Regions from separate parts of the Homo sapiens genome. Here region 2 is linked to region 1. A link is a loop called in an ENCODE intact Hi-C map of the cell type or tissue named here. Cell type or tissue: B cell. All regions are shown on one strand. Links, peaks and the distances in the headings refer to the core of each region. The heading gives the core; the rest is flanking DNA. Region 1 overlaps MSN (moesin). Region 2 has its middle 6.8 kb from the start of VSIG4.

Region 1 (12,115 bases), core at 1,397-9,396:
TAATTGAACAGTAATAAAAATAAAAATAATAATAATAATAGACATGAAAGTACTTGACACATCATAAGTAGAATGTGATGATTACTAATCCCTCCCCTTTTAGCCATATTATGACGAATATCCTACCTGTCAGGAATAATTTAAAACAAAAACCTGTTTCACTACAGAGGGCTAGGGGCTGCCCAAGAAGACCTCTAAAGAGCCCTTCTAGCATAAAGGACTCTCACTTTCAGGGAAAACTAAAAGGTGATTACATTTCTAGTTGGCAAGACAATGTGAAACCATGCACAACAGTTAAATACACATGTATTCCAGCATTATTTTAAATATTTTATCTCTTGAGAGAGATGGGGATTTCCTCCCCAAGAAGCAGAATCCTATGGAAAGGCAGAGCACAACACAGCACCTATGCTGCCTTATTATTTTCAAAGGCTGCCTGATCTTCCTTCCTTATTCTGGACTCTGCCTTGCCATTTTCTCCAGTTATGTCCCATTAACACACACAAGTCTGCAACCCTCAACACAACCCACTGGGACCTCCAAACTCCCTCAGATGGTATCCAGAAGATCACAAACTGTTTTTGTTTTGTTTTGTTTTGTTTTGTTTTAGACAGAGTCTCACTCTGTCACCCAGGCTGGAGTGCAATGGCGTGATCTTGGCTCACTGCAACCCCCGTCTCCCGGGTTCAAGCAATTCCCCTGCTTCAGCCTCCCAAGTAGCTGCAATTACAGGCACCCACCACTATGTCTGGCTAATTTTTGTATTTTTAGTAGAGAAGGGGTTTCACCCTGTTGTCCAGGCTGGTCTTGAACTCCTGGCCTTAAGTGATTCGACCGCCTTTGCCTCCCAAAGTGCTGCGATTACAGGCGTGAGCCACCACGCCTGGCCTGGGATGGTGTTAATATGACTAGAGGGATGTCTGATAGAAGGGAAACACAGCAAGTAAAGAGCAACTGAAAGGCCGGGTGCGGTGGCTCACGCCTGTAATCCCAACACTTTGGGAGGCCAAGGCGGGCAGATCACTTGAGGCCAGGAGTTCAAGACCAGCCTGGCCAACATGGTGAAACCCCGTCTCTACTAAAAATACAAAAATTAGCCAGGTGTAGCGGTGCATTCTTGTAGTCCCAGCTACTTGGGAGGCTGAGGAAGGAGAATCGCTTGAACCCGGGAGGCAGAGGTTGCAGTGAGCCGAGATTGCACCACTGTCCTGCAGCATGGGCGACAGGCGACAGAGGAAGACTCCGTCTCAAAAAAAAAAAAAAAAGCCAATTGAATACGGTCCACATCCACAAAAGATCAAGGATGCAAGGATGCAGTCAGTTCTGCTACTGCCCTCAAATCCCTCTGCACCTTGGCCTCCCTATTTGTAAAGTAGTGCAGGGATTATCCCTGCTCCTCCCTACCTAAAATCATCACTACACACCATCACATACACCACTGTGCACTAAAGTAATGTCTCTGTAGTAAGAGGAACATAGCTTTGTATTCTGAAAACCTGATCTCAAGATCCAGGTCTACCAATAATAAACCATGAACTCTTAAATTTCAACTTGTAACGTGGGCATAATGATGCCACCATGGCAGGAGTGTTGTGCAGTGCTTAATGAGGTATATCCCAAACTTAGCTTACCATAAGAATTTGGCACTGGTCAAAAAGTCCAGACTTCTGGACACCACCCCAAGCTTACTGAAATGGACTCTCCAGAGAAGACGCTGGGGAATTAGCATTTTAACAAATGCCTCAGGTGATTCTTTCCATCTGAAAAGTTCAAAGAAACAACACATGGCCTTGATGCTGTTGAAATGAGAGAACAGGACCAGGGATCTCTGGTCATCCAAAATGCTTTCTGGCCCAGAGATCCCCATGACAGGAACCTTGAGGTTAGCACCCAGCAAAGTAAGGTCTGCAGGCAGGAAGAGGAGGAGACTTTGAAATTACAATCAGAACGCTAAGTGCACCAGACCCTCAGACCATTGTCCAGGATCTTCAACCATCCTCCCATCTAGCTAAGAATCAAACAGTGGGAGAAAACAGACAGTTCAGATACTTCAGCAGCCAAAGCATGATGATCACAATGCTATAATTAGGGCCCCACTCAAAGCCCTCTTGAGTTCTCTGCGTCTTAAACACTCCACATTCACTCTTTCCTGGAAGAACTTTCAGGCAAGGAGCAGACCTTAAATGAAGCTCTCTCTTTCCTTGATGCTCTTGGAACTTGAGGAAAAGAAGAGGCATGGTTGAGAGGATGCTGCATTTGCATACAGATGTGAGTATGTTGGAGGGTGAGGGTAGGAGTCTAAAATAGGTGTGACTAGCAATGGTGCACTAGAACCAGCTTGCACTAGAGCTGATCATGCACATCTCTTCCCAACTCCTCCATCAAGGACTGCATATTGGTAACCTGAAATCAGCCATGGTGGGAGTATTTATACCATGGGAATTGGCAAACAGTAAAAATCATGGATTTGCCGAAGAGTTGATTGTTAAACATTTACCAGCACACTGGACAAGAGACACATGCAAGTTAAGCATTATTAAACCCATTTTATGAATGAGGAAACTGAGTCTCAAAGAAAGGAACCAACTGCTATTTTCTAGCTGCATGACCTTGACCAAGAGCCAAGTCTGTCTGGCTAGCTATAAATCCCTGGCTCTCCTTACCAGCACCCCAGGGTAGCAGGACATCCTTACTATCAGCCAAAAGGTGGCTGACCCAAAGGGCTCCCCATCAGCTAAAGGCCAAACAAGGGCACCTAATTGTGCCCAGTGCACTCCAAGGAAATCTGAGGATAAAGAGTTCAGGACTGAGACATGAAGCCAACAAGAGACAGTCTCATCCCCACCAGAGGAGAGAGGCTGGAGTGAGGCAGGGAGTGGGCTAGAAAACCCCAATAGAAACCATAGGACATTCTTAAGATCTCTTCACAAATACCTGACAGAAACCCTGGGCTCTAGAGGTAGTCTCTGGAACATTACAAGTCCCTAGACCTCTTAAAGCCTCAGTTTTCCTACAGGTAAAATGGGAGTAATAATGCCTACCTCACCGGAGTGTTGCAAGGCTGACATTTTATCCTTTACAAACAGAAAAGCACCTGGCTTGGTACCTGGCATGTAGTAGATGTTTCATAAATTTTAGTTCCTTTCTCCTGCAATGCCATTATCCAACCCAGATTCTTCCAGGGTCTCTGGCTCACTTGTATACAACAATAATCCTAGCCCCATGCGCACAGTGCTCTACAATTTAAAAGATACTTGCCCATATGCATTCTCTCACTGAATTAAACCCTGTAAGAAAAAGACAAGCCCGAGACAAGTACCATTTTAAAGAAGGGAGAAATGGAGGTTCAGTAAGGTAAAAAGCAACATGCTCAAGTGTGAAAGAAATAGAACTAGAACCCTGATCTCCCCAACTACTAGTATTCTGTTCTTTACCTTTCCAAGTTTATCTTATTTAAGGCTACACAAAGGTCCTTCCAAAGGCTTGCCTATTATCATTTGTCTTTTTTTTTTTTTTTTTTTTTTGAAACAGATTCTCGCTCTGTTGCCCAGGCTGGAGTGCAGTGGCACCATCTCGGCTCACTGCAAGCTCCGCCTCCTGGGTTCACGCCATTCTCCTGCCTCAGCCTTCCGAGTAGCTGGGACTACAGGCGCCCACCACCACACCCAGCTATTTTTTTTTATTTTTAGTAGAGACGGTGTTTCACTGTGTTAGCCAGGATGGTCTCGATCTCCCGACCTCGTGATCCACCCGCCTCGGCCTCCCAAAGTGCTGGGATTACAGGCGTGAGCCACCGCTCCTGGCTTATCATTTGTTTCATCCAAGAAATTGAGCAGCCTCTGGACTTCAGGTCTGTCTTAGGATGCTACAAAAGAGGCTGTCTTTGGGAAAGGAGAATAGCATTGGTAACACAGGGTGGGAACAGCCCTTGTGGTAGAAGGAGCCACATCTTTAGCTCGGAGCAACCAGCCATGAATGGTGGTTCAGAGATTGGGTCTCTGAGTCCAATCCCAGTAAACTTCGGATATTTACTTCCCCCTGTAGGTCTGAGTGTTCCCAACTGTAATGGCTGGGTTTTGCTCAGTGGTTTTGACTTTATTACATTTCTAACAGCTTCCTGCCTCCTCAATCTCCCAAACAGAAAATCACACAAAACTTCAAAATATGAAGTACGTAAAAGTAGAGCTGTTCTGGTTGAAGGGAGGCTGTAGCTCACCAGGTAGCCCAGCCAAACAGTTTGTAACCCACTGGATTAGCAGCTTGACGGGAGGGAGAGAGCCCTAGGTCTGACCTTCTAGAATTCTACTCATCCTAGCTTTGCCACTGATTCCTTATAGGACTTATATGACTTTCTGGGCTTCAGTTTCCCCATCTGTAATGTGAAGTGGTTGGTCTAGTTGGCCTCTAAAGGTCCTTTCAGCATTGCGATTTCAGGAAAAAAGTGTCCAGCTATTCCCACAGTAGAAAACTGTGGAGAGAGACCAGCATGAGCAAAGGTCAATCTCTACTCTGAAGAAAGCCCTTCAGGCTCTGGTGACTCTGAACTGAACTCTTCAGGCAATTCCTCAAGCACTGGGTGGGTGGGCAGACAGGCAGGAAGGCCGGCGCCCCACCCTCTTTTGCACAGGAAGCTAGCTACATCCTCTTTTCCCCACCCCAGGCAGAACATCACCACAGGTCCCCAGCAGAAGCAGTGGGGGGCAGGGAGAAGAGAAGGATGGGGCCTGAAAGGAAGTTGAACATGCAAATCACCTCAGCTAAGGAGCCATTTGTGGGGAGGGAAACAACTGGGGCCCTGAGAAAGAGCAGCAAAGCTGCCCATTATCTACTGGGGCCCAGCTCCCCAATAAAGCTTAGCAAAAGTGGCCTGAAGCCACAGGCTGTCATAAAGAATCACAAGGCATGGGTTGGTACAGTGAGCAGCCTGGGCCCACTCACTCCACCTCACTGAGTTTCTGCAAGCCAAACAGCTGGGGCTCTTACACAAGGTGTTTCTCAGGTACAGTCTTTCTTAGGGTAAGAACACAGACATGCCATGTGCGAGGGTGGGGTGTACACATGAGTGAACAATCAAGAATACAGGAGCTCTTCATGCCTCTCAAAGCCAAGAAGGCAAGCACTAATCCTCATGGCCTTACCACCAGCCCATTTTCCGGTGCCCACCCCCATACCCTGTGACTGGGGCCCAGCCCTCCCCACATCCTGTTCTCAGAGAACACGCGGCTGCCTAAGGAAAGATAATGTCATTACCATACCTCCCCTCCATAGAGGAGGCTTTGGTTGACTGGGGAGGGAGCTGCAGTTTTCTGTCTGACCAGACTGAATAATCTACAGTAAATCTCCCAGTTTCACAGAATGGAACAGGAAGGGTAACTAGGTAACACTAGGAGCAACTTCTAAATTGGAGGATCCATGCCTACAGATAGATGATCATGATTCAAAGCACTTCTGGAAAAAGAAATTTTCTGGAAAAACACAAATTGACAATTTAACTTACATTTGGAGACTGGAAGATGACATGCCAATGTTCTTCCTTGATTAACAAACCAGGAAATGCAAAAATACAATAAAATTACAGTTTTAAAAAGGTCCCAAATGTCAATCAAGTCTCACTACACATGGGTTTTAGATGCCAGCATTGGTATTTCTGCTAAAGCACCCTGATTTAAATGTGCCTACAGTGGCTTTGGCCACTTTGAAAAAGAAAATGATCTCAGGCCATAGGAAGGTCCCCTGACAAACTCAAAGAGGAAGGGGCAGTGAGGAGGAACCACAGCCTGAACCTACCCATTGTTGAAACTTCCTTCTCTCCTCTCTAAACAGCTCGGACTCCCTGGCTCCCCCTTGTCTTCCCTCCCCACCCTATAAATATAGCAAAGAATGTGGCTGAACATCCATCTGAATATTCAGGGAGAGCCTCCTTACTCACGTAAGAAGTTGGAAGGCAGATGTCATTCCACAGCACTGCCTCACTACTGTGCAGACCTTCAATGTGGCATGATCCTTGGTTGGGCTTGTATGGGGGACTTTGGCTGGCTACCCCTAAGCAGGATGTCCCCAACCCCCCACCCAGCCTGCTGTTCCCCTAGGCTAATCTTACAGCCTAATCCAATTCTCATCCCCATTAGGGAACAAGGTTTATCACGTAGGCCTTAAGAAAAAATTTTTTGAGAGTAGTCTCAAAAATACCTACCTCCAGTGGATGTGCTGAAGGTTGAAAGGTGGCCTCATAACCTGCTGCAAGTGTATTTGTTTACAGCCATTAGCTCACAGCCTTCATTTTTGTATGACCGCCTTCCTGGAAGCAGAGGTTCAGAGAGCCCAAAGAATGCTCTTGGGCTGTATGGATCTATGATTGTTTTGGAAGAGTCTCTTGGTGGCAAGGATAAGATAAGAGACCACATGGCATCCAGCTTATTAGTTTTGGTCCCTATGTAGCTTGAGGTAACTTCTCTAAAAGCTGGCTTTGTTTTTTCGAGTTGATAAAGCCACATCTTTCCCTCCAAACCACAAGCTCAGCTAACAATTTACTGAGACTAGTAAAAACTATTTAACCTATCCTGCAATAATACAAGGGTTTTTAGCACCCCTACCACCACAAACATATAACCTTCACACCCCTCAATGCTGAGGTGAGCGAGCATGAACCTATCTAGCCCCCCACACACATATTCATATCAGTTCTTTGGAGAGAATAAGAATCCTACCCCCAGCCCCGAATGTTTGGTCTAGTTTTTTCAGACAACAGTAAAGAGGCCAACCAGAATCTCTATGGAAATTACCCAGAAGCCTCCCTAATGGTCAAGGCAACATACATTGTTCCATAATCCAAAGCAAACCCTAAAAATCTACTATTCTAGCAAGATCTGGAAAAACAAGTAAGGCTACCTCTTACCTACCTCAGGTGTTTCAGAAAGAACCCACATCATTGACACAGACATATGTATACACATACAGGTTCTACATACCACCACTTTATCAGACACCCAATATGGATCGGATCAGGCTTTGAAATAATTCGTGTGTGTGTGTGTGTGTGTGTGTGTGAATGAGCAAGCACGTGAGGGCATTTTTTTGTCAGATGGAGGAAATATGCAGATAAATGGATGAGAAATTACCATTCTATACAGCAAGGGCAGAGATAGAGGTAATTAAAGTGGACTGTGGAAACACAAGCAAGAGGCATCCAGGCCATAATGGGGAAGGTGAGGAGACAAGGGGAGGTGAGAAGGCAGAAGGTTGCTTGAGATAGAGCTGACCTCTCCTGAAGGACAAAGGAGACTGTCACAAGAAAAAGATTAAAGGGAAAAGGAACCTCATGGTATTCTGGGTAGAGAGACAGCATGTACAGGGATACAGAGGTAAGAAACACAAAGTATGCCTTTCTCTCAAAGGCATGAAGTTAAATATCAGTGTCTCCTTTCCCAGCTTCCTGACCCTCTTCCCAGAATTTATCAGAAGAAAATGAATTAAAGATCTTCCCACCACTTTGGCATTAGGTGCCAGCTCATAGATTTGGGGGAGATGGGCCACAATCAGAGACAGAAATCCCTGAAGACAAAGCCAGGCAAGATAGACTAATGTATAAAATAAAGATAAGAAGCTGATTATGTTCCCACAGCCCCACTGAGGCACCAGCTTAGCTTAATGAGCACTCCCCACCCTAGCTCACACAGACCTCAGAGGAATCACTCTTCAGGACTTGAGGGAGCCCATGACAACATACTTTCTTTCTTTGTTTTTTTTTTTTTTTTTTTTTTTTTTTGAGACAGAGTTTTGTCTTGTAGCCCAGCCTGGAGTGCAATGGCACGATCTCATGATCTCGGCTAACTGCAACTTCCACCTCCCAGGTTCAAGCTATTCTCATGCCTCAGCAACCCAAGTAGCTGGGATCACAGGCATGTGCCACCACGCATGGCTAATTTTGTATTTTTAGTAGAGACGGGGTTTCACCATGTTGATCAGGCTGGTCTCGAACTCCTGACCTCAGGTTATCCACCCACCTCAGCCTCCCAAAGTGCTGGGATTACAGGCGTGAGCCAACACGCCCGGCCCGACAACATACTTTCAATACACATGGATAACCTGCCTACCTACAGATAGACCTGGAAAGGCAACCAAACTAAGATCCCTCTGCATCTATACTCCACCACCACCACCACCACACACACACACACACACACACACACACGCAGACACACACACACACAAAGAAGAAGTGAAAGCTACCAGCATAACAAGGGCCTGAGGTGGGCCCCAGCCAAGGCTGCCTGGCTTCTGCAAAGGGGTGGAGATCCATTGATTTCACAAACTGTTTTGCCTTCTTAAGTAAGGATTCCTCTAATCATTTTCTCCTTCCTACATCCTCCATTCTTCACACCCCATAACCATCCTTTCTACCCTGGGTCTCATGTCCCTCTTCTCCTTTTCTACTACTCCCTCATCCTGGGACTTTTAAGGCTTCCCAGAGCTGGAGTTCCTCTTTACAAAGTGATAGATACACCCACATGGATTCTCAGACAACCGTTCCCTCCAACAGATTGCAGCAGAAGGCACGATGGGTTTCACCACAAACTAGGCCAGTCATTGGCATCACTGTTTGAAGTATCAGTTTCCTCATCTATTAAAACAAAACCGTAAAGAGTGCCGGGCGTGGTGGCTCACGCCTGTAATCCCAGCACTTTTGGAGGCTGAGGCGGGTGGATTACTTGAGGCCAGGAGTTCCAGAACTAGCCTGGACAACATGGTGAAACCCCATCTCTACTAAAATACAAAAATTAGCCGGGCGTGGTGGTGCATGCCTCTAGTCCCAGCTCCTCGGGAGGCTGAGACAGGGAATCGCTGGAACCTGGGAGGCAAAGGCTGCAGTGAGCGGAGATCGTGCCACTGCATTCCAGCCTGGGCGACAGACAGAGACTCCGTCTCAAAAAAAAAAAAAAATCTTAAAGAGATAATGTAGTATAGGAGGCACACTCACAAATTAAAAGCAGACTTCAGGGTTCTAAAATTATTTGATCTCAAATCCTTAAAGAGGGCAAAGTATGATGGAAAAGACTTAGGGAACTCAGCCATTTATCAAGCACTTTCAATATGCCAGGTACTCTCCTAGATATACTCATACTCTTGAGCTCTTTTAACTCTCATAAATCTCAGTGAAGTAGGTATCAGTACTATCCTCCGTTTTGTTTTTTTTTTTTGTTTTTTGTTTGTGTGTTTGTTTGAGATGGAGTCTTGCTCTGTCACCCAGGCTGTAGTGCAGTGGTGCGATCTTGGCTCACTGCAACCTCCGCCTCCTGGGTTCAAGCGATTCTCCTGCCTCAGCCTCCCGAATAGCTGGGAATACAGGCACATGCCACCATGCCCGGCTAATTTTTTGTATTTTTAGTAGAGACGGGGTTTCACCGTGTTAGCCAGGATGGTCTGGATCTCCTGACCTCGTGATCTGCCCGCCTCGGCCTCCCAAAGTGCTGGGATTACAGGCGTGAGCCACTGCGCCCGGCCCACTATCCTCCATTTTAAAGATGGGGAAACTAAGGTTGAGAGACATTAAATACATTACCCAAAGTCATGCAGCAATAAATAATGGTTAAAATGATTCTAATATTTGGTCTGTCATTTATCTTATAACTACCACCCTCCTTTCTCTTGAATCAACTTGAGCAATGTTGATGAGACTCTAGGCCCCCCAAAAAAATCGCAGGAAGACCTGAGGCAACTCTACTTAGGATGCTCACCATTAATTATCACCTGAAAACCATTTAAGCCAACCTCACTCATTGACTACTCATAAATATTCTTTAGTCCCTAAAGGGAAATTTATAGCACTAAATGCCCACAAGAGAAAGCAGGAAAGATCTAAAATTGACACCCTAACATCACAATTAAAAGAACTAGAGAAGCAAGAGCAAACACATCAAAAGCTAGCAGAAGGCAAGAAATAACTAAGATCAGTGCAGAACTGAAGGAGATAGAGACACAAAAAACCCTTCAAAAAATCAATGAACCCAGGAGCTGATTTTTTGAAAAGTACAATTTTAATTCTAACCCTAGGTGACCACAGACCCCATGTATACATGGAAGGAGACACAATGGTTTGGTTAGTTAGTAACCAACATGGAAGGTATTTATGATTGGCTACAAGAAGCAGGATTCAAAGGCCTGCAGTGTGTCTGGATCAGGAAAGAGGTGACTATAAAGAAGCCATGAGTATATAAGAAATAGGTATACAATAAATTGGCAGTCTAAAGCACAGACTAGCAGAGATTGGCAAACTGTCTCTGTAAGCCACTTATAGTCTTGGTTACATATTCTTTTTTCTTTTTTAAAAAAACAACGCTGGCCGAGGTGGGAGGATCACCTGAGGCCAGGAGTTCGAGACCAGCCTAGCCAATATGGCGAAACCTCGTATCTACTAAAAATACAAAAATTAGCTAGGAGTGGTGGTGGGCGCCTGTAATCCCAGCTATTCAGGAGGCTGAGGCAGGAGAATCGCTTGAACCTGGGAGGCAGAAGTTGCAGTGAGCCGAGATCATGCCACTGCACTCCAGCCTGGGCAACAAGAGCAAAACTCCGTCTGAAAACAAAACAAAACAAACAAAAACCAACAAACAAACAAAAAATGTTTTTAAAATGGTAAAACTTATTTTTATGATACATACAAAAACTGGTCCAACAGGCAAGTTCACCAATTCCTAGACTTAACCAAATACTGATAACTCCACTGACTATCTGCAAGGCCTCAAACCTGGATAAATATCTCTTTTCACATTCTACTTTCCAAAAAAGATGGACAGCAAAGGTTTTATCTGAAAGTTAGCCAAAGATAACTGGCCCACATACCAATTGATCATACATAGCAGCCTACTCCCTTCCTATGCAAAGGCACTGGCAGAAAAAATAGATAATAAGCTTAGACCACTAACCATCTTCCACAAAAGCTCATTCCATTCTCATACTAGGAAGGCCCTGGGCCAAGCTGATCCCCACAATAGGAGGCCCCAGGCCAGGGGCTGAGCCATAAAGTACCTGACTCCCAGGCCTCTGGCTCAAATCCCTGACCTTAGAGAGCAACAGGCATGCATGAAGAAGAAAGAAGCAAGAAGGGGATCCCTCCCAGCTGGCCAATTAAGGGCTCAAGAAGCAAAGGAACATGTGTGCCTTGCTTCTCTCCCTATTCCCTCAGAAAAGGTTTGGAGAATAAAAGGAAATCAAGCTAAGGATGCCAAACTCAATGGGAGTGAGAGGCTAAGAATGAAAGAAGGCCACCACAGAGCTCCACGGCTAATGACCTCCATTAGTGGCCAACACTACACTAAGGCCTTTCTCCTCTGGACTAAGTCTAGGATGTTCATGATCTGCTTGGCCCTTCTCTCAAAAGTGGTGGGAAGAAACAACCATTCAGGAGTGCCTACCTTCTAACCTCCCACCCTGGCTCTTCACAATTGTTCCTCCTCTAGAAAAAGAAAAGAGCCGGGAACAGTGGCTCACGCCTGTAATCCCAACACTTTGGGAGGCTGAGGTGGGTGGATTACCTAAGGCCAGGTGTTCAAGACCAGCCTGGCCAACATGGTGAAACCCCATCTCTACTAAAAATACAAAAAATTAACCAGGCGTGGAGGCGGGCACCTGGAATCCCAGCTACTCGGGAGGCTGAGGCAGCATAATCACTTGAACCCAGGAGGCGAAAGTTGCAGTAAGTCGAGATTGCACCATTGCACTCCAGCCTGGGCAACAAGAGCAAAACTCCATCTCAAAAAAAAAGGAAAAGAAACAAAAAGAAATAAAAAACATCTACATGTGAAAGTATATACACCTGAAAAGTTAACTACTGCTAAGAATTATAGGTGGATTTCTGGATCCAAGAGGTGCCAGACAGCCAACTGTGGATGCAGCCCTTCCTTTCCTCCCCTGTTAGCTTCCATAGTCTTCAGCCAGGAGATAGGGGGCTTCTGGGGAATCTAATCTGACTCAAGGGAGAGGATAAGACAAAAAATGCCCTTAAACCAATTCAGCAGCTATTGAACCCCTGCAAAGTGTGGGGTATTTTACTCTGCACTGGGAATACAGAGACTATGCCAAGTACTACTTCAAGGGGTTCCCCACCTAGTAGGAAAAA
Region 2 (12,115 bases), core at 2,572-10,571, 350 kb before region 1:
GAACCTACCCTGAAGTAGTAGGAACCAAACCAACCCTTAAAGCTCCATCAACCAGCAGCAGCATGGACATGTGCCCAACATAGCATGAGAAGTACACATTTCTTCCAAGTACCAGAAAGATATAAAGTGTTTATCAGGCCTTTGGAAAAATGAAGTGCTCTTGAAAATGTCACATATATATATGTAACATATATGTTTTACATATCAGTGATATATAACTCTCACTTCAAGAGATTATAGCAAAGGAAGACAGCCAGATGAAAATACTATTAACTGAATTTTTCCTTGGAATAGCTTCCAAAATGGAGATGAGCAGCAGCTGCATTTGAGTTAAGTGATTCATGTATATTGAAAAGGTAGCATCTACTGTTTGACACTTTGCACCTCCTCACATGGCTCAGCATCAGTACAGTTCCATTAAGCCAGTTTGCCCCAGGTATCTCGGCCTTTAGATCTGCATGCCTGTTTAGATCTGCTGGCACAACCTCAGTAGTGCCAGCCAGGAACAGTCTTACAAAGTCTTACAAAGAATCATATTAATTAAATTTAATATTTAATGTCAACACTCTTCATCTAGGTGACAGTGACCAAGTCAATGAACGATGTGCAAATGGTGGTGACCTCTGCAACTCTGGCACTTTGGTGACTCCTTGTAAGTCTGTCTTGTTTATTTCCACATGTCTTCTCTGTTCCACAGTTACACACATTGCTACACCACCCTAGTTGCTCCATGGGAGTGAAGGGCTGATTTCACTATTAGGTTATTCAGGACATTTTTCCACCTAAGTCAGCACACCCTCAGTGAGTGCTTGAATTTCCCAACTCCGCAGTCATGGGGTTGACTATAACAGCTTACTAGAATAGTTAGTACTTAGGAAGAAAACCTAGTAAGTACTCTCAAAAAGTGTTCTGGGCCATGAGACCACGATCTGTAAAATAAGGCTAATGGAACTGGGATTATATACTACAGAGAAGAAGGACTTGGGGAGGGAGTACTTGGGGAAGGGGATATCTTTGCAGTCTGTAATATTGGAAGCTATGCCAAACAACACCTTATTTGGCACCTGCTAAGACTATAATGGGCTTAGTTGCCATGGATAGATGACCTACACTGGGAGGCTTTTTTTTTTTTTTTGAGTTGGAGTCTTGCTCTGTTGCCCAGGCTGGAGTGCAGTGGCACGATCTCGGCTCACTGCAACCTCTGCCTCCCAGGTTCAGCCTCCAGAGTAGCTAGGACTACAGGCACATGCAAACATGCCCGGCTAATTTTTTTTTTTTTTTTTTTTTGTATTTTAGTAGAGATGAGGTTTCATCATGTTGCCCAGGCTGGTCTTGAACTCCTGAGCTCAGGCAATCAGCCTGCCTAGGCCTTCCAAATTTCTAGGATTACAGGTGTGAGCCACCACGCCCAGCGGGATTTTTCTGATTCCAAAATTGAAGGTGATCTCTCTCCTTTCTACCCCTGGACTATTTAGTATATATTACAGGGCACTTACTATGTGTGGCCTAAAATTCTAGTTAGTTGTCATGTGTCTGTGTTTTACTCTGGATTTTGGGTTTCCTGAAAGCAGTAATGTTTTGTACTCATTTTTGTATTTCCAGTGCCAGCTCAGGGTCAGGCACAGAGTAGGCATGTGGGAACTAAATGAATAACATGAACAAAAGAATACATTCCCTAGCAGTGAGCAGTTTTATAAATTGGACAGTGCTTTCAAGAAAACTTGTAGAGTCTTATTCCTTGGAATATATGACCTCTAAATTTTACATGGCAGATTTGACTCCTATTTGAGTACTACAAAGGAAGAAAATTAACTACAAGATCTTAGAATGTTTATACATTCACCCATTCAATAAATATTTGTTGAGCTCCCAAGGTTTCAAGCCTATTTCTAGGCACTTGCAACATACCAGTAAATGAAATACACAAAATCTCTACCTCATAAAGCTTATATTCTAGCAGATAGTAAAAATTAGAAGTAAATTATATTTATGTTTCCTACTTTTATCTGCCCGTCTACTGCATAAGTCCAGGTTTAAGTCCCCAGATAATAAAGCCAGATCATGAGGAGGAGTTGATGAAGCATTTTGAGGACTGAGAAAAGATAATCAAAATAGAGTGTTTGGGACACATTTAAACATAAATTTGAGATAGGTAGGCCCAAGAGAAGACATTTGTAGTAGTCCAGCTGTGAGCTACACAGACCCTCAATGAGAAATTTGACTATGAAGATGAAGAGGAGAATAGCACAATTAGGCACCTGAAAGATGGGGCAAAAGAGAAGGGAAGAGTATCTAGTACCTCCAAGATTAGCTACAAGGTAACAGAAAGTATAAGCATAGGAGCAGAAGTAAATTTAGAACATTTATATTGATTGTGTCCACAGGGTATGTTTATTTGTGTCCATTTCAACATTCCTGCTCCAGCTGGGTTTTGTCAGCTTTTGCCACTTCTGCTTTGCTCCCAAACCAGTAAGATATAAGAATTTAGTTTGCTCAAGGGTTCTCAACTTCTGTGGTCAGTGAAAGTCCATGACCTAGCAGGACACACAGCTACTCTTGGCTCACCCCGGAAATATCCCAGGACAGAACATAGGGGGTTCCACTTCCACTTTCCAGTCCCTAAAGCAAAGAAACAGTCTGGGTGTGTGAAAGGCAATGGCTGTGCAAGAGACTAAGGGATGTACCAGAAAAAGTTCACTCTCCACTTGAATTAATCTGGACAGTGTTGTGCAATATGAAAGAGCACAAATTTGGAGTCACACAGAACCTGGTAAGATTCATGGTTCCACGATGTGTGACTTTGGGGAAGTTAGTTAACTTCAGAGACTCTGCTTTATCTATAGAGTAATAATAACTGACAGATTTGGGATAATGCATGTAAAAATGCTTCAGTTTCCAGTAAATTTTAAGAATAGAGATCTAAGGCTTTCCCTATCTGGGGAGCTCCTTTGTAGGTTACCAGATATTCTGTTCCTCATGGGGAGGTTTAATACAGTTTCTGCTCATCTTACTTGCTACTCTGACAAAGTCACCAAACCATTATTTGAACGTGGATTGTCAATCTTCTTACCTTCTCTTCTGATTTTAGAAACAATGTGTAAAAATTATTAAAAATTGTAGTATAAAGCAAAATAACTGATATTTATTGCTTACATTTTAAATAACTGATATTTATTAGTTACATTAGTTATCTTCAAGGTAACTTTATGAAATACATACAAATTTTAGCCCCATTACATATGAGAAAATGGAAACCAACTTATATAAGGCCTCATGCCTTAGTAATTAGAAAATCTAGGATTAAAACTCAGTTTTCCTTTTTTGTTGAAACTGAAAGTCCCCCATAAACCTACCCCACAGAAAACAATTTGTTGTCTGCCCTTCACAGAATTTTTCTATGCATATATTAACCTATATTTTTCAACAAAAATGGACTCATACATTCTTGTTTAAATTTTACTTTCTTCATCTATAATATGTTGTAGGCATCTTTCTGTATGTGTACATATAAAACTACCCCCATTCTTTTTAATAGCTTTGTAGTATTCTTCAGTATATTGATGAACTAACATTTATTTAAGCGATCTTTTATTGATAGGCATTTAAGTTGCTTCTAAGTTTTCCATATTACCATCGATGATGCAATAAACATCTTGTATTTCATCATACACTAGTGTAAATGTTTCTGTTGAATAACATCCTAAAACTTTAATTGCTCAGTAAAATTTTTTTATCTTAATAGGTATTATCAAATTACTTTCTAGAGTGGTGGCAACAGTCTAAACTCCAACCATCCCTGTATGAAAGTGTCTTTTTCCCTACACCTTCAACAAAAATGGGCAGCATCAATTGTTTTTATACTTTGGCTATTATAAGTGAGGTTTAGCATATTTCTATGTGTTCACTAGCCAAACATATTACTTCTGGTGCAAATTGTCTCCTGAGTGTTCATTCTTTCATTAGTTGACTTAAATTATTCTTACTTATTTGTAGATGCTATAATGTATAATGGATATTTTATGGTATTTTCAAATGCATTCGTTTTGTCTGATTATTAAAATTGTACATTTTAATTGTAGAAAATCAGAAAATGGAACAAAGTAAAAAGTACAAAAGAAAAATTATTTTAGGTCTACCAATTAAAATATATATCTGATGCATACTTGAAGAAAATTATAAAAATAAATTATTAAAGAAAATATATGATTATTAGAAAAATTTGAAAATACAAAAAATTATAAGAAAAAAATTAAACATTATCTGCAAGCTCGTCATACTTTTAACCTAGTTTGGATTATGGCTTATGTACAATTTCATATTCTGCTTTATTACTTAACAGTTTATTACTTAAAAGTTTATTACTTAAACTTTTTCCCAAGCCATTAAAACTTTTTCCAAAACTGTAATGAATTTTTCAACAGCTTCATTGAGATATAATTTATAGAACATAAACTTTACCCACTTAAAGTGTACAGTTCAGTGGTTTTTAGTATATTCACAGAGCTGTGTAACCTTTGCCATAATCAATTTTAGAATATTTTCACAACTCCAGAAAGAAATCTTATACCCATTAGCAGTCACTTCCCATTTTTTCACTGGCCCTAAGCAGAAATTTATCCTAACCCCATGCAGCAATAAACCTACTTTATGACTCTAGATTAATTTGCCTATTTTTTGGAGAACTTTTAATGCTGGCTTATTTGTTTCCACCTACTAATATGGGCATGGATGCCTTGAAATCCTCCAGATAGTATGTGCTTAGGGAAAGCAAACATAAGATTAGTACAGCAGAAATGTTATTACATTTTTTGTATTACATGCATTTGGGTATAGCATAGGTCAAATCCTGTCCTGAAGAAAACAGCTGCCTCACATCTGGGGTCTGCAGTCTAGCAAACTAGTCAAGGCTAGAGATGCTAAAAATGAAGTTATTCAACTGTACAAAAGTCGTCCTGCTTCACCCTGAACTTCCATTTGGAACAACCTCCTTATTTGCTCTTAATTCTTCCTATAAAAGACCTACACTGATGGTGTGCATAGTCCCAGGTACTCAGGAGGCTGAGGGAGGAGGATTGCTGAGCCTAGGAGTTTGAGGCTGGAGTGAGCGGTGGTCATGACACTGCACTCCAGCCTGGGAAAAAGAGGGAGGTTCTGTCTCAAAAAAAAAAAAATGGAAAAGGAAAAAGACCTACCCAATCCTCAAAGTATACTGGAAATGCCATGACCTACCCCCTCAAAGCCTTTCCTGACTCTGAGGGGAATTTGGATCTTTGTTTCCTTGTAGTTTTATATTAGTTTAACCTCCTAGGATAGTACCTTCTACATTCAATTTGGTTATACCTAACAGACGGAACCTGACACATATGAGTCCCTTGGCTGGGCCTAGAGTTACAGAGATAAAACTCATAGTACAAGAGTCAGTATTGGATAGTGGTAGCCAGAACATGGACTCTATCCTTAAACCGTATAGGTTCAATTCCCAGCTCCATTTCAAATTAAATTTGGAGCCCAGGCCTTGAGCCTTACACGCTTTGTAAAATGTGAATAAATTAGTACCTTTCTCATAAAGCTACTATGAAGGAATGAAGGAGAAAATTTTTGTAAGGTCCCTAACACAAGCCTGACATACACAGTAAGTACTCGAGTCTTTTGATGAAATTAATTGGATTTAAATTGAAAGTCCATTTAAGAGGAACCAGGAAAAAGGCTTGCAGGCTTAGCCTACCAGGGATCTTCCTAGGCTGTTGTTTGTTGAACTCTCCAAGTCAGTAGGTAGAGTGGGTGGAAGTAGGAAAATGACAAAATTTTTTCAGTTTATGTATCACATCCACCCACTCACAGCCACAACTGTCTCACTTCCTCTTTTTCTGTCACCTTAAAAACCAGAGCTCAAAAAACACTGCTTCTTATTGTTCAATCAAAAATAAGGGCGGTGGCATATAGTTTATTTTTTGTTTGTTTTCCATTCTGCATGCATGCATGTAACCAATGGATCCCAGCTTGATTTTCAAGTACACTCTTGGTTGTTTTAGTTGACTGATTAATACTATTAGCTTTTCACTTCAGAGAGAGCAACTAGGGCTCAGTAAGGACAAAGCAGCTCCACTCTGTCCAGTCTAGAAATGGCCTCTCCCAAATGCATTTTTGAGGGTAATTTCTTAGAACCTGCATAATTAGAGGATGTAGCAGCACGAGTGGCAGTGTGATGTAAATAAAGGTAGTCTGGGTTCTAGTCCTACCTCTGCCACTGATCTTCACTGTGTATCATTAAACACATTCTATTCCATCACTAAGCTTCATGTTTTTCCCCTGTGAAGTCAAGGCGAAGGAGGAGGACTCATTGTGGTCTCAAAGGGTCCTGTAGGCTCTGACTTTCTGTGATTTTAAGTATGGATCTAGAATTGGTGGTGAAGGAGAGAGTTGAGTGCCACATAGAACTCTCAGCTCTCCATCCTTAGATACCTGCTTCTTTCTGCACTTTCCTATACTGAGGGATATGACAATCTCCCATGGCTTCACCATCACATGTCTTTGAATGATTGTCAAAGTTCTCCCTCTAGGCATGATCTCCCCTGAACTCCAGTCCTACCTTCTTCACCCTATGAGGACATCTCACTGCAGGAGTCCCATCATCTCTGTTTCCACATGGCTAATCCCAAACTGTCTTCTGCTAAAAATAACCCCTCCCCTTGAACACTTTCTGAGCTCTGTTTATGGCCTTATTGTTGCCCAGGACAGCCATATCTACAACATGAGTAGTATTTATGCTTTCCACTTAGCCATGATTCACTCTGCCACATAACCAAAACCTAGTCACTCTTCTTTCCACAGTCTCTGGCATCCACCCCTTATACTCTGATTTCACTGTCACTGTCCTGCATTTACTCATTTGTTGCAAATCCAGACTGGTACCCCTGCTTCTACTCTTGCTCATCTATATTCTACAATAGAGAAGTAAGGGCAATCCTTTTAAAACACAAATAAGATTGTCTCATCCTCCTGTTCAGATCCCTCCAATTGTTCCTTATCTCAGAATAAAAGTTAAAATCATTTAAATGCCCTACAAGAACCTGCATAATATACTCTCCCTCACCCTTTTCCGTTCCCATCTTATCTTCTCCCAATTTTCTCCTTCACTCCCTCTGCTCCAAACCCACCTCTTTGAACATTCTAGGCATGTTCTTGCCTCAAAGTCTTTGCGCTTGCAGTCCTCCATGCCTGGAATTATCTTTCCTCAGATATCTGCTAAGCCTACTCTCATATTTCATTCAGGTTTGTTCAAATATTATTTCCTCTGAGAATACATGCTATCTCGTTACTCTCTGTATTAGTGTTACATCACTGTCATAACAAATTAGAACAACTTTACTGGCTTAAAGCAACATAAATTAACCATCATACAGTCCTGGAGGTCAGAAGTCTGCCATGAATCATATTGAGCTACAATGAAGATGTCAGAGGACTGCATTCCTTTCTCTAGGGTCTAGGGCAGAATCCATTTATTTGTTCTCTCAAGCTTCTAGAGGCCACCCCTTTTCCTTGACACATGTTTTCCCTTCCTCCATCTTCAAAGTTAGCAGTGTTACACCTATTTGTGCCTTTCTCCCATAGTCACATTTCCCCCTACCTAACTGACTCCTCTGCCTCCCTTTTCCACTTTTAAGGACTCTTGTGATTGCAGTGGACCCACCTGGGTAATCCAAAATAATCTCCCTATGTTAAGGTCAATTGATTTGCAACCTTAACTCCATCTGCAAATTTAATTCTCCTTTGCCATGTAACCTAACTTATTCACAGGTTCTGGGGATTAGTATACGGACATCTTTGGGGGTTTAGTACTCTGCCTATCACACTCTTACACTGTCTATCCCATAGCTCTGCTTTATTTTACTTCATGGTACTCATCAACATTTGACATATTATATACAATATACATATTTGTTAGCTAGATAGACATAATCAAGAAAATCAAATCTTTCTATGAAGCTTGTTAAAATATTTCCCCTTCCCCAAGACAATCATTTTCAACTTTGTTAGCTGTTTTTTTTTTTTTTTTTTGGCCAGTGTTTGACTTCATATCTCTGAATAACATGCTCATATTGCTATTGTTATTCTTAAAAATCTAGCTCTAATTCACTCCCTCACCTCTATTCACCCAAGTCCTGCACATACATATATGAGTATTTCCTGTCTTCATATTCCACAACTTATTATTAATAAATAAATTATTTATAGACAATGTTGGTGGTGAGAGCAAGATTCAGTGTTTATGTTACTGGTATATCATGGCTGAGCCATATAATATATAATTATATAATGATTGATTTTCCTTTTGATATTTGCTTGGTTGTTTTTTAAACTTTTTTCTTTCTATTAAAATTTAAGTTTCATGTCTGTTTCTTTATTACTATATCCCCCAGGACCTAGAACAGTGTCAGAAACATCAAAAGTGCATTATATGCATTTATTCAATACCTATTATATGCCTGGTCTTACGTCTAGGGTCTTGTAAATATCTTCATCATGGCTTCTTTCAAACTACCAACACAATGTCACTAAACACAGAGTTAGGAATAAATTCACACAATCAGCTCTTAGAATTTAAGTTGTCTCTAGTACACCATTGGTTGAAATCCAGTCACCTAAATTTCTGTCTATTCCCTTCCTCTTCCCTGCTACAGAACTCCTAGGGATCCCCAGAACATAGGTTGAAAATCCATGGGTGAATATGACACCTTTAGAGTATAGATGGGAACACTGAGGCCTAGAGAGGTGAATGAACCCGGGTCTCCTAATGCCCATTCCCATGCTCTTTCCACTGCATTATACAACCAATAGTCTAATTAGTCTCTCAGTTTTCTGCTTCCAATTTCCCCATCCTATTCCATTGATATTCTGCAAACAGATTTGGTCCTAAGAAGCTGCTTTCAACCGCAGCAGGCCCCCGTTTCACCATAGAAGTTTCTACGGCTCCCATAGAAGTCTTTAAGATCAAGTCTAGGCATTTTGGCCTTATTTTCAATACCCTCCACAATCTGGCTTAGCTTTTTCTTCTCCTGCCTTTCTAAATATACACCAAGCTAAAGTCCAACTGACTCTCCCTGTTCATCAGAATCATTCTTGCCTTTGATTGCCTCTGGACTTTGGCTCTTTCTCTACCACTTACCTGGAATTTTTCCCCATCCTCTTTGCCTATCCAATGCTAACCAAATCTCACATCCCAGCCCACACTCCAGCTCCTCTAGAAAGCTTTCCTAAACCACTGAAGTCCATAGGGATTGCTACCACTTCTCAACTCCCATTGTACAAAACAGTTTCTGCCATTCCTTTGTCCCTTAATATGTAAGGCCTGTTATTGTTAGTTTTCTTCTAAACCCTCATGTTTATCTTTCTATGTATTTTTAGGTTGATGTTTATATGTGTATTTCTCTGTATATGTATGTTATATCTGTGTTTTTATTTAAGTGTTCATATGTTTATATGCATGTATTATCTACCTATGTCCTGCTTAAGTGTATGAATCTGTGTTTCATTGCTTGTTTTCTCATGTCTATGTGCAGGTCTATGTGTATTTGTGTGTTTGCATGCATATTTTGTGTGTCTGTGCTTACATGTCTCTGTGTGTATATTTTGTGTGTTGTACATCAATGTGCTCACGTTTGTGCTTAAGGCCATATTATATACATATGTATAGCTATACACAAATGTGTGACCATATGTATCTGTGCATTTATGTTTATTTGTAGTACTTATAGGGGTGTGTGTGTGTGTGTGTGTGTGTGTGTGTGTGTGTGTCCTTGAGCAGGGCCTGTGTGGATTTACTCTTTGTACCACTGCTTCCCTCCAACTCAGTAAGCCCAAGGTGCACATACACACAGGAGGGTCTCAGATAATGTTTACACATTGATAAATTTCTCCAACCTGACCTTTCAACCTTTGTCTAGAAAGGTGGGCTATGGGGGTAGAAATAGACACAGAGCCACAGTGACCTCTGAATATTGGGCCTCAAAGGGTGTGAGTCATTTTCTCTGCTGCTCACCCACATTCTGTGAACTCCTACCACATGCACAGTATCATCTCATGAAGCACTGAGCTTGAAAATAAGAAAAACGTGGACCCCTTGAATTAAAGTAACTATCCATCTCTCTCCTCTTCAACCACTTCATCTTTTCTGGCTCATGCCCTGGTGCATGGAGTATCAAAGGTACAATTTTTTGAAACACCAACTTGGATGGTAAATTACACTTCTGTCATTTATCAGTTGTGTGACCATGGGCAGGTTCCACGGTACCTCCAGACCTCAGTTCTCTCAATAAGGAAAGGTTATTCATAATGTCTTCCTTGTGAGGTAAGGCCTAGGGATAATGTGCACAGCACAGAGCAGGAGTTCTACAAATGGTAGTTTTAGTATCACTTTACCTGGGAAGCCTTCCCACGCTACTATTTCCTTCACTAAATACTGCCCAAACCACAAGTTTTACAGCTCAGTTAATAATTCACCTTGTATTAGTGGTTCATATGTGTTTGTCTTTCCTTTACACTAAAATCTCACTTATACAGGGACCATACCTAACATTTCTTTTCTCTCCCTCACAACATCCAGAAAAGACCTGGAACTATTGTAGAAGTGGTCATTAAAGGTGTGAATGAAGCAGAATAGTGTGTTACTTAACAGTATCATTTCTGGAGGCATATAGCTAGGAGTTTGAATCTTGTCTAGGCACCCTCTATAAAAGTAAGTGATTTCACCATTCTGGGTTTTAGACACATTTGTAAAATGGGGATATATTGAATTCATTCATTCAACAAATATGTGGGCTCTACAATGAAAAAGAAAAGTAGTGTAAGGGAGTATAGAGTGGTAGGGAGAGATACAAGAGTATGTGCAATAATACCCACCTGAGGGGTTGTAAGAACCAAGGGAAATAACCCATGCAAGGTGCTTAATTCAGTGACTGGAAGAGTAAAAGATTTTAAATAGCAACTATCATTATATAGTTGTTATTGTATGTATAGTATAGTTTGATTTTTATAAATCTGAAAAGATACAAGCATCAAGTATAATTATGTTCATGTTACAATTAGGGAAGCTGAGGTTCAGAGAGATTTGACTTGTTCAAGATCTCAGAATGAAGTAGACACAGAGCCAGGCTTATCTCCAGGTTTCTGACTTCTCATCCAATTCTTTTACTAATCAAGAGGGCTACTGAGCCTACTGCAAGACTGGAAGTCTTTCCCAGCCTTGAAGTAATGTTGTGCATACTCCCCAGGACATTTATTTATCTTCAGATCCAGGAGGTCCTAATAAAATGCAAGAGGTAGCACAAAACACACAATCACCTGGCCAGGCAGAAATTTACATCTGTCCAGTGGGCTTTTTAGCGGGGAAGGGGAGGGGTGTGTGTGTGTGTATGTGTGTGCGTGTGTGTGTGTGTGTGTGTGTGTGTGTCTGTGCGGTGGTGGTGGTGTAGTGGTGATAGGGTGTTGGTTGAAAAATATCAAAGGAGGGTTCTGTGAAGTTCAGGGTTTCCTGAGTGAGGACCCGGTGGGAAAAAATGGCTGAAATTTCCAGTGAGATGGAATGAGTGCAGTACTCAAAAAACAAGGAACAACCAGCCAAGGGGGATTGGGCCCTAGAGGCAGAGGTGATTGATAGAATTCCATGTAATAATGTGTCCTGAAATGCTGGAATGTCTCCTTAGCCCGTGCACAGCTCCAAATCATCTGCATGCAGCCACCCCTTGGCAAGTATGTTTCTTTATATTCCCACTCCCCATCTCTGCACAAACTCCTCCCTCCCCTGACCAAGTCCTTTCCTATCCCTCCAATCAAAGAGTAAACTAAGCTTAGCTGTTACTTACAGTGCAGTATGAATTTTTGGGATGTATTTGTGCTTTTGAAAGTGCTTATTGTTTCAAAGCTTAGTAGACAAAGCGCAGTGCCAAACCTAGTTAGACTGCTGATGAAATTACAGTCACTCTGGGGCCTGTGAAGAGGAGCAATTTCTGGAGCAGTTGAGCTTTGCTAGGAGGCATAATATTACTCTCTTGTAGGTCAAGGGCCTGTACCAATTGGAAGTCAATGAAAAATTCAACCTAATACAGCATACCACTAA

The links. Hi-C counts contacts between places; a loop is a spot of excess contacts. Peaks named below come from ENCODE experiments on the same cell type or tissue, not always from the same donor. Only the 100,000 strongest peaks of a DNase experiment are listed, where the experiment ranks them.
Region 2: it touches region 1 in a loop (21-fold over the local background); 1 of 110 quality-filtered maps calls a loop at or near these places.

Annotation. Positions count from the first base shown.
Region 1 is chrX:65,691,158-65,703,272 of GRCh38, reverse strand. All of the region lies in intron 1 of MSN (moesin), which reads right to left. Among named protein-coding and RNA genes, the nearest start is that of MSN, 30 kb to the right of the region's middle. RefSeq lists an enhancer at 4,645-4,874. In B cell, for the core only: no CTCF peak of the experiment used is centred there; DNase peaks (open chromatin) are centred at 4,822, 6,062, 7,812, 8,192 and 1 weaker place; H3K4me3 peaks cover 5,228 bases; H3K27ac peaks cover 8,000 bases.
Region 2 is chrX:66,040,799-66,052,913 of GRCh38, reverse strand. No RefSeq gene overlaps it. Among named protein-coding and RNA genes, the nearest start is that of VSIG4, 6.8 kb to the right of the region's middle. RefSeq lists an enhancer at 6,243-6,292. In B cell, for the core only: no CTCF peak of the experiment used is centred there; a DNase peak (open chromatin) is centred at 5,843; H3K4me3 peaks cover 529 bases; H3K27ac peaks cover 2,445 bases.